Regions from separate parts of the Homo sapiens genome. Here region 2 is linked to region 1. The links are chromatin loops, found by intact Hi-C in ENCODE. Cell type or tissue: mammary epithelial cell. All regions are shown on one strand. Each heading gives the region's core, and the rest is flanking DNA. Links, peaks and the distances in the headings are about the cores only.

The links. Hi-C counts contacts between places; a loop is a spot of excess contacts. Peaks named below come from ENCODE experiments on the same cell type or tissue, not always from the same donor. Only the 100,000 strongest peaks of a DNase experiment are listed, where the experiment ranks them.
Region 2: it touches region 1 in a loop (13-fold over the local background); 4 of 110 quality-filtered maps call a loop at or near these places.

What each region holds. Positions count from the first base shown.
Region 1 is chr13:109,154,973-109,158,972 of GRCh38, reverse strand. All of the region lies in intron 32 of MYO16 (myosin XVI), which reads right to left. The region is part of intron 1 of LOC105370356 (a long non-coding RNA gene); the gene reads left to right. Among named protein-coding and RNA genes, the nearest start is that of MYO16-AS1, 10 kb to the left of the region's middle. RefSeq lists enhancers at 1,615-2,164, 2,165-2,715, 2,123-3,322. In mammary epithelial cell, for the core only: no CTCF peak of the experiment used is centred there; a DNase peak (open chromatin) is centred at 2,442; H3K4me3 peaks cover 358 bases; H3K27ac peaks cover 3,028 bases.
Region 2 is chr13:109,295,299-109,301,924 of GRCh38, reverse strand. LINC00370 (long intergenic non-protein coding RNA 370) reads right to left here. Exons shown (of 3, transcript NR_170230.1): 3 at 4,238-4,747. Among named protein-coding and RNA genes, the nearest start is that of LINC00370, 17 kb to the right of the region's middle. In mammary epithelial cell, for the core only: no CTCF peak of the experiment used is centred there; a DNase peak (open chromatin) is centred at 4,084.

The sequences.
Region 1 (4,000 bases), core at 1-4,000:
ACTCTGGAATCCTGGTGACTGGAGTGGGCACAGTGGGTTGACCCGTAGTTACGTGAAGGGGCTTCCATGCACCCCTATCTTCCCCAGGCCTCTTCCAAGGCCGAGGGAGGGACTCAAGCAATGTACAAACAGTTAACATTTGTAATACTTTGTAAACGTATACTTTGATTTATTTTCTCATTTTGAATAAATGTCCACTTAACTCTCTAAATGTTCATTTTTCATCTTTATTATTATTTTTTTAAAAAAGCTCACCTTTCCCCAATTGCATATGCTTCAATCTCTGGACAAAAACCAAAATGGGTCTCAGGCATAGAGCCTCTAGCCATAATCTACATGATGAAATCTTTACCTTTGAGTAATTCACAGGCGGGAGGAGAAATAGGTGTGAGGTCACTGGATGAGACTACAAAGGCAACGTCACCTCCGGCTCACCTTGGAAATGTTTTATGGGAAAAGTCCAACTCCTCAGACAGTAACAAGACTGTTTTATAAGTTTGCCATGACAGGAGAGGTATGAATAAGTTAACATCAGGGATGTGTCTGGGAGAGGAGACACAGGAAGGATTTTGTGGAGGGAGGGGGAGGTAGGATGGAAGGCGAGAAGAGGAACTTCTCTTAAGGAAGAATGCAAAAACTCTGCAAGAGTGGAGAGACGTTTCTTAGTGGGGAGAGAGAAATGTCCTTGAATAATTCTGGGAGAGCTGGAGAAAGACAGGGAGCATAATGGGAGTTAAGATGAGTCCTTGCTCCAAACCAAGAGTGACAAGAAACCTGGCAGAACGGACAGCACGTGGTTCAGCCCTGGGAAGGCAAAGAGATGCCCTGGAGCGCAGTGGCCACTCTGGGGAACATGAGAGCTGAATGAAGAAGAAAGGAAGAGGGGTGGACCATGAGCAAACTATATTCCTCCCCCAAGCTAGGGAGCTCTCCACTGATTCAACAGGTATTCACGTCCTACAAGGTCCAAACCTGGTGCTAAGATTTACTTTAGAACTTAAAGAAATATTCGTCCGAAAGAAACAATCCATTGAGTGCTCACATTTTAGAGGGGTTATGGAGCACGGCAGATGACAAGAATTTATGACGACCGGGTAAGTGCAAGAAGAAAAGGGACTACATCTATCCTGAGGGGTATAGAAGAATGAAGAATCTGACGCATCACTGTGGGACTCGCATCCTGCTCAGCTGAGCTAATTTTGACGGTTTTATTCACTTGTTAAAGCCTTTGACACTTATAATGCCAACCCATGTGACAGGGACATCCAGGGTGCATTCTAAGGGGTGCTTTTCCCCAGGCTTCTCTGTGGTGACTCAGCTCTAAGGGGGACTGTCTTCAAGGTGCCTTCAAGGCATGTGTTAAGGTTGCAAAGGGCCAGGGGGCTGGGATGGGAGCTCTGCAAAATGCTCTAGGAATTCTTAGGAGAGGTCAGAGTGGGCTGGAGCAGCCAGGTGAGCCTTTGTTGTGTAGGCAGGAGGAAGAAGCAGTGGATTTTGAGTTGAGGACGGAATGTGGAGAGGGGGAGGGAAAAGGAAGGGAATGCCGCAGAGGCAGAGCTGACTGCACTCGTGAGGGAGGGGAGGCTGGCTCTGCCCACACCTCCGCACCGGGAAGTGGGAGCAGAGAGCTTTGGAGTCTATGAGCATCACAGGACTGGGTTCCAGCAAGTATTTTGAGCAAGGGCATGCTGTGAAGAATAAGGTTTTTTTTTTTTTTTTTTTTTTTTTTTGTAAATACTAATCTAGCAAAGAAAGTATACAGCTGAATGGACCTTGAGGAGAGATTAGAAGTAGAAAGAGAGTCAGGGGAGAGGCTGGGGAAGCAGAAGGAGGAGTGGAAAGGCAGGAGGAAGCTGAGTTCAATCCCACTGAGCGGGAGAACTGGGACCTGATGGGGACCACAGCTGGGGCGTGGTTCAGAGCAGCAGCTCCCACCTGAAGAGCAGGGTGCATCTGGGGTTGTACTTGTTGACTTTGAAGTGACAGCCGCAGGCCTGAGGATTAAATTGAGTGGCAATTTTTTGAAGAAGAGAATTTATTAGGACTGGAAAGGAAACAGCTAGGAGAGACTTAAAAATCTCTCAGGAAGGAGAAATTTTCAAGGAAGAGACACTCTCGAGTGTGAGGAGGTAGCAGGAGGGGACGCCCAGGTGACTGCCGTGCAGGAGGGCAGATGTGGGCGTGCAGGAGGGCAGATGTGGGCTTGCAGGAGGGGCTGCAGGCCAGGAGCCTTGGCAGAGGGCAGGACTGTGTGGCACGCAGGGCGGCTGACAGCGTCAGTGCTGGGGAAAGGCCAGGAAGCAGGGGAGAGAAAGGAGCCATGGAATGTTTCCCCAACAAGATGCTGAAAACACCACTTTTCTCTTAGGTACCTGCGCTAGAGATCAGATTAGAGTGTATTTTAGAATCCTATGAGATGGGATCCGGGTTTCAGTAACGCAGGAGAAAAACAAACTATAGCTGTTTGGCTGACTTAATACTGAGAGTGCTATGTAAGGCATAAAAAATGTGAAAATACATTTTAAACTCATTACTCATACTGGCTATAACTCATTCTGAAACTCTATAGGAAAATTCCTCTTCAGAAAGGCTATTGCATGAAGGGAATGTGCTTGTTTTTTCCTACTTGGCATTAAGGAAAAGTACAAATGCAGAGAGAGGTGCCTGGCAGGCTCCCACCACTTCTCAAGTTCTCGTTTGTAAAATTTAGAAGTCGCAGCTCGACAGCGCTTGCAGATACACATAGATGGTGCGTAATTAAATTTGGATACAAGCACTTCGACCTGAAATTGGCGTCTAGCTTGTGTTAAACCAAATCTAGTTTGTGTTACACAGGGCAACTCCTTTTAAATCTCTAAAATATAGATTTCTCTGAAACCCTGTATTACTGCACATGAGGAAGAAATGCAAACAGGGCTTTGACACCCCTCTCAAGTCGACCTGCATCCTACTTTATAAGCTTCTAGGAAGTGATTTGTTTTCTTTTACATAATATGTTTTTTCTTTTACATGATAGAATTTTCTTTCCTTTCCATGATAGCATAATCCAAATATTTGTGTTATTGCCTCTCAGAAAGACGAATTTCAGATGTAAAGAACCACAGAGGCTAATCTGAAACTCAAGAAGAGAGAGTTCAGTGGAGATGGGTGGATGTGAGGAGAGTGGAGACTGCTACAGGGGAAATGTGTTAAACTCATGGAGGTGACACACTGCAATTATGCATGTTTTGAACAGCACAATTCTAATTGCCTTTTGAAAACGTGCAACAGATTTTATCATCCCTTTGTGAATGCTTGCAGAAATATATCAAGAGAGGGCGTCTGAGTCTAGTGGTGATGGAGATCTGGGAAGAGAACTGGGTTCCCAGGCAGTTACTCTTGTGACACAGCTGTTACCCACACTATGTGGACAGGTCATATTTCTATAAGCATTGATTACTTAAGAAACAGAAAAATACATCACTGCAGACCTTGGAAAGGTTGCGTGTGCTGAGAAACTGGATTTGCCCGGCCCTCTACTGACTTTAAATGTCTCGGGCTGGGCTCCCGACATTCCTTCCTACTTGTTAATAACCCCTTATGAAATCACCACCCTGGAGTAGATCGAAATTCCTCTTGAACTTATGTTTTAAGCATTCTTCTCTGGTAGCGAGTGCCGCAGATACTTATCCTCCAGGTTAAGCGGGGAGGAATGGAAATGTCTGCTCCTCCTTCACTCCTAACTCTTGTCACCCACCCCCCCGCCAAGTCGAAGGAGATGGTTTGTGCTAGAAAACACCAACTGAAGTAGGAAACAGAGCGATGTCTTCAACAACATATGTGCTGAGCAAGGGAAGAATGCATTGATAGTAAAGCTAAAAAATGACTGTCAGTATAAATAAGGTTTTCAGTACCCAAAAATGCACAGAAAATTAAGTTGTGCCAATTTCCTTTTAAATTTAACTAACTGAATCCTTTTTTGCCCATTTATTCTGTCCCTGCCATAAAGGGGAAAAAATCA
Region 2 (6,626 bases), core at 1,586-5,585, 140 kb before region 1:
CTAGCACCACGAGTATTGTCATCTCCTAATAGGAGGCTCAGATCGCAAGCAAGCCTTTCATGGCTCCCAGAGCAGGTTCTGAACAGATGCCAGGAGCTCTCCTGGGGGAGGCACATGATACCAATCCCAGTCACACAGGAGAGGGGCTGCTCAGCAGGAGCCTGCAGTCCCAAGACAGCTGCTGCTGGAACCCAGAGTCTGATTTCCAGTGCACAGTTGCATTCTTAACACAGATTTTGGAGCTTTTTTACCCTATGTGTGCACATGCACTTACTAAGGCAAAGCCCAGTTGCCAATGACCCATATTCTCTGGAGGAATCTCTCATTCTCTATTAGAGGCAAGTACATATGTCACCTTCAAAAGAGGGGAGAACGCAGGGTTGTGGTGATCCTCGTGGCCTGTTACCAGCATGTTAACACCTGCACAACTCACTGCCAGTTCCCTGGAGCTAGCCACCAGCTCACCATCAATCCAGCTCCCCAGAGGCGGGGGGCCAGAGATCCTACAAGAATCACGTCTCTCTCACCTGAGCTGAGATGGTCAAGGCTCAGCTTTTAAAACAAGGTGGAGCTCACTTCTTTTCCAAATTATAGCTTCTTCTGTCCAGATTTATTTAAATTATCTCATGACTTTAGTTCAGTTTCTTGACAATAACTATAGACAAGCCACCAGAATTCACCTGCTCCTGTTCCTTCGTCTGCACTACCATGAGAATAAACTTTCAAAAGTACACCTCAAAAGGCATCATGATCTTGCCCACAGTTCTCTAGTGGATCTCTATCCTATTCCACAGTGACTCTCAATCCTGGCTGCACATTCAAATCATCCAGGGGCCTTTGAAAAACTACCTACATGCGGATCACATGCACATTCTCACATATGTAAGGAGAGGACGACTTTCATTCTGTCCAGCATTAAGCCCTACAACATATTCAGAAGATCCCACTAAATAAATAAAACTTTGTAAATCTACAACTGTCTATCAGAGAAATGAAGAAGTAACCCATTTTCTTTTTCTGATTCAAGAAATCAAAAATAAAGAAGGAAGGAGGGAATCAAGAAAGAAAAAAGGAAGAAGAAAAAGCAAGACAGAAGGAAAGAAAAAAGCAGGAAAGAAAGAACAAAGAAAAGAAAGAAAAAGAACGAAAGAAAAAAAGAAAGGAAGGAAGGAAGGGAGAGAAAGAAAAGAAAAGAAAAAAGAAAAAAAAAAGAAAAGAAAAAAAAGAAAGGAAAAAGTAAGCCTACTGATGACTATAGTGTTTGTTAGACTAGTCTGCCAGGGTTCATTCATTTCAATTAAGAAACTTTACTATATTCCAAAAGAAAATTACAAATTCTTAATTTCAATAATGCAAAAAGGCCTTCAAATGACTGTCTTTTTGGTTATGAGAAAAGATTATTCCCATATATCAGACCTCACCAGGCTTTGACTTTAAAATGAGAGTATATATTCTTTTCTATCCAAGTTTTTTTCTTTATTTTTTTTTTATGTCTCGCTCTGCCGCCCAGGCTGGAGTGCAGTGGCGCAATCTCGGCTCACTGCAAGCTCCGCCTCCCCGGGTTCACGCCATTCTCCTGCCTCAGCCTCCCGAGTAGCTGGGACTACAGGCGCCTGCCACCATGCCTGGCTAATTTTTGTATTTTTAGTAGAGATGGGGTTTCACTGTGTTAGCCAGGATGGTCTCGATCTCCTGACCTCGTGATCTGCCCACCTCGGCCTCCCAAAGTGCTGGGATTACAGGCGTGAGCCACCGCACCCGGCTTTTTTTTTTTTTTTTTTAATTTTAAGAGTTGAGGTCTCACTCTATCACCTTCCCAGTCTGGTGTGATTACAGCTTATTGCTCACTGCTCACTCCTGGGCTCAGGTGATCCCCTACCTCAGCCTCCCAAGTAGCTGGGACTGCATGTGGTCACAGCATCTGGCAGTTACATCCAAGTTTTTGTAGTATGCAATATAAGCTATTCACTTGATAGATATTAGCTTGCCTCAAACTGTTTCCCAGGTACTTTTGCAAGTTTTTGAGAAGTTGTTGTCATCCAGAAAGCATTCTGCATGTTCTTCCCTTCCAGGCTTTCCTCTTGTCAGTAGCTGCTGCCTCAACAGCTGGTGACTCTCTGAGATTGCTGGTCTGCTGTGTGTGGCTGCATGGGCTGGGAACCAGTGTTGTCCCGCTGGACCACATAAAGGGTATACTACTAATTTTGGTGACCAATGTGCATCCTTATTGCCAATATTGATTGCAGTAATACATTTCCAACTCAGATGTGTCCAATTAAGGCCAAAAGTCTCCACAAGTGTTGTCTTGGATATTGGCTGTCGTAGAAGATGCTGAGTTCACAGAACTGCCTTTAGAGGCTGGAGCTAGTGTCAATCACAATGGCACTGGATTTAGCACTTGCTCCTGGTCTGAATTCACAAGTTCAGGGCAAAACACACTCTCATTGTTGGAATCACTCGATGCTGCTCTATATTGTACGGTCTGGGCCCAAATCATAGGTCCCAATGAGAAGAGGAATTTCCTTTATTCTCATTCAACAACCTCCCTCATTACCTACCAAAAAATCATCAAATTTCTAGAGCCATTAAGCCAGATTTATCAACTCCAAACAATTACAGTATATCATTTGTTTGAAAAGCATTAACTTATATGTTTTCCAAAGTGTACTGAGCATTACTGGGTAGACTTGCCTGTGATAATGGGAATATCCAATATCTGTAGTTGCAACTAGCCCCAGCTGGCTGTTCAGCACTTGAAATGTGGCTATTCTGCTGGAGGACCCTTTTTTATCTTTTTAAATTTTAGTTTATTTGAATTTCAGTAGCCTCATTGACTAGTGACTATTGTATTGACAGCATAGGTCTAAGTTATTTATCTTTTGCAAAATCAGAACTATCAAATCAACCTATTATCCAAACATGTGCCATAACTATCTTTCTAAAACATGGATCTGATTATCATCCACCCATCCTAACAGTCGTTCTCAAAGTACTCCCCGGCCCTCATCTGTGAAGTTCAATTTCATCAGCTACACGTCAAGTGTCATGGTGGGCCCAACCCCACCTCACCCACCTCACTTCCAAGGATTCATCAAATCAACATAATCAGCTTGAGCACAATATGACCCTAACTTAAATTACTTATTAGCTGAATTGACCCTGAAATAACAAAATAAAGTACTTTTTCACCCATTTATTGAGAGTAAAATAATATTTATTGCACTATTTCTTCATGCCAGACATTGTATTGGCAATTTTACATATTTTACCTTGTAATTGCCATTGTAACTCTATAAATAACGTACTAGTACACCCTACTACTGAGGAAATAGGTTTTCTGAGAAATACCTTTCCTGTAGTTTCTAATATTAGTTGATAGGACTGTTGGAATGTAAGGTCTCTGAGAGTGGAGGGTCCTGCCTTGTGCACTCTTTGATCCTCATCACCTAGACTGGTACCTAGCACAGAGTGGACATTTCCATAATATTCATTCATTGAACACACAGACCAGGTTTTATATCCAGGTCCATCTACCTCTAGAGAACACACATGTTCTTGGGGACACTGCTGCAAAGTCAAATTTTAAATAATCATTTGGAATCTAGGCAGAAACTTCTGTCTAGGGCAGGGATTGACAAAATGTTTCTGTCAAGGGCTCTGTAGTAAATATGTTAAGCCGGTTTCTGTGGCAACTACTCAATTCTGCCATTGTGGTGTGAAAGCAGTTATAAACAATAGGTAAATGAATGAGGATAACTGCATTTCAGCAAAAACAATGGCTAGAAACACCGACTGCAGTTTGCTGAGCCTTGCCAAAGATCAGTAACTGTTAAACTTCCAGGGTTTATTCAACATAAAGCTGGTCGCATCCTTTGCAAAATCACATCCAATAACCTCACATGGCAACCTCAGCCTAAACTTTCTCTCCTTTTTGTCATCAAAATGTCAGTATTATTTTGCATTATTTCTTTTTCATTCAGATTGCTAGAGTAAGATCTTCTGTTTTCCTGAGCAATTTCCATGCAATCCTGTTAGTCATAAAACCCCCAAAGGCCTGGTTGAAAAGTCACATCCACTAATAAGGGCAATCATGTCTAATAGGAGCTCTGATTCATTTCCCAGATGCAAGAACACAAACCACAGTTCTGCTTATTCCAGATCTCAGATGCAAACACTCAATAGCTGAGATGTGTTTTGCCACTGGGTGGAATAAAACATTTCCAGACTTTAGAAATGCAGAGAATCCAAAGATGACTTTAATGTTCGTTGGAAAACGAATAACAACCAAGACTTCACACTGGATACACAAGGAAACCTATTTATCAGTATCATTCAGTGTTGAGATTCTGTCAGCTGGGCCTAAATACGTAGTGCAGTCATTTCGTTTTGTTTGTTCTTTTTTTCATTTTCTTTCCATTACTGGATTCATTTTGTTGAGGTTAACCTTGAACTGATGAGAACTGAGTTCAGTCTTGAAAATAAATTCCATTGTTTACCTAGTATTGTTTTAGCTCAATGAACTCTATTGAGGCCAGTCTACATCTCTGAGTATAGGTACAGACATTGTCTACATGTGTGAATCATAAACTCCCAGGAGTTGTAGAATTCCCATTGGAAGGATCTCAGGTTTGGAGATAATGCTATTCCCGTCACTTATGATGGTAAGCTCCAATGTTCATTCCTGTCACTTATGATGGTAAGCTCCAACGTTCTTGCCAGGGTAGAGAATAGAAATGAAAGATTGAACCTGTTGTTTGATGAACAGCAATGAAAGAATGGTGAGAAACAGCAATGGTCTTAGTGTCTGGAAAAAGGAAGCAGTGGAGTCTGTGACAAATGGCAGGCCCCTTCTTCAGACAGAGTCAGTTGAGACTCAGCTTTGCCTATCATTGCTCTGAAGAAATGCCAGGGTTTTCAGATCATCTAATGTTCTAGTGTTGTTGTGAACTTTTCCAATTTGTAAATATCAGTAACTTCGACTTGTTTTTCCCTCCATAAAAAAAGGGCCAGACTTCATACATATGACAGCTGCATCTGGTCTAATGGTCATCTGCTCTGTTTAGCTCTATGAGGGCTATGTTTGAGAGCTCTTCTTTCAATTATAAAGAAAATAATCTTAGGGGGAAATAAAGACATATCAACAACTATCTTAATGTAAGAGCAAGTTGAAAGGTTCTAGCAGCAAACACTGCAAACAGAGAAGTGGGAATGCTCTGCTTATAAAAGTCACCATCATCACAGATGGGCCTTGCAGATACAGGGCAAAAGTAGCAGTGAGGGCCCACATATTGTACATTTAATAATTTCAGGTTATGTACCAAAATTTCATTGAGTAAAAAATATTCTATATCCCATTCCCTCACAAATATATTTTCATAATTACAAAGTAAACAGCATATGCAAATCTATAATATTAATGATGTCAGCAAGCTACTGAAGACAAAGTAATTTCTTTAGCACTGTGAGCGTCTGGTTGTTTGATATGCTTTGGCTGTGTCCCCCGCCGTCAAAATGTCATCTTGAATTGTAGCTCTCATAATTCCTATGTGTTGTGGGAAGGACCCAGTGGGAGGTAATTGAATCAAGGGGACAGGTCTTTCCCATGCTGTTCTCGTGTTAGTGAATAAGTCTCACGAGATCTGATGGTTTTTTAAGTAGGAGTTCCCCTACACAAGCTATCTTGCCTGCTGCCATGTAAGACATGCCTTTGCTCCTCCTTTGCCTTCCACCATGATTGTGAGTCCTCCCCAGCCATGTGGAATTGTGAGTCCATTAAACCTCTTTCCTTTATAAATTACCCAGTCTTGGGTGTGTCTTTATTAACAGCATGAGAACAAACTAATACAGTGTTCTCTTCATGGACAGCAATATTTAGATGACTAAAAATTAAAAATGCATAGCATATAAATTGAATAGTAACATGAATTTTTTTAGTATTGCAAACTATTTTTCCTCTGCAGCTGTCCTCTGCAGCTGCTGGGAAGACTGGGCAAGGGTTTGAGGTCCTTTAGACCCACAAAATGGAGCAGCAGGAAGAAAGTCAGCACTCTTGGAGAAGAAGACTCCACTATGCAGGTCTGCAGCAACCTTGCAGCAGCCAGGTGTGGCTGGCTAATTTGTCATTTCTCTCATTCAAGGGCCACTTAAATCATGCTGCACATCTAAGCAAGACCCGTGTCTGACATGACAGGGACACAACACAAATTTTTTCTTCATCTGGACATGATCTCTTCTTGTTTAGAGGGCATTAGGGAAAGAGATGTGGGCAAGAGTTGAATTTTGTCTGTGCAGCCTTTGTCATGAGAATGGATGTGGAAGGTCACAGGCAGCACTGCCCCAGCACAGAATGTTGGGTTTTCAGGGGCAGGGGTGCTCATGTTCTCAGGTATAACTTTGTGTGAATGTGTTTGTGTGTAGGGGTGTGCCTGTAGGGTTGTGTGTGTGTAGGGTTGTGGGGCGGGGGCTGTGCATTTGTGTAGGTGATAGGGTTTGGGCATGTCCCCACCCAAATCTCATCTTCAATTCCCTTGTGTTGTGACAGGGACCTGGTGGGAGGCAATTGAATCATGGGGGCAGGTCTTTCCCATGCTATTCTTGTGGTAGTGAATAAGTCTCACAAGATTTGA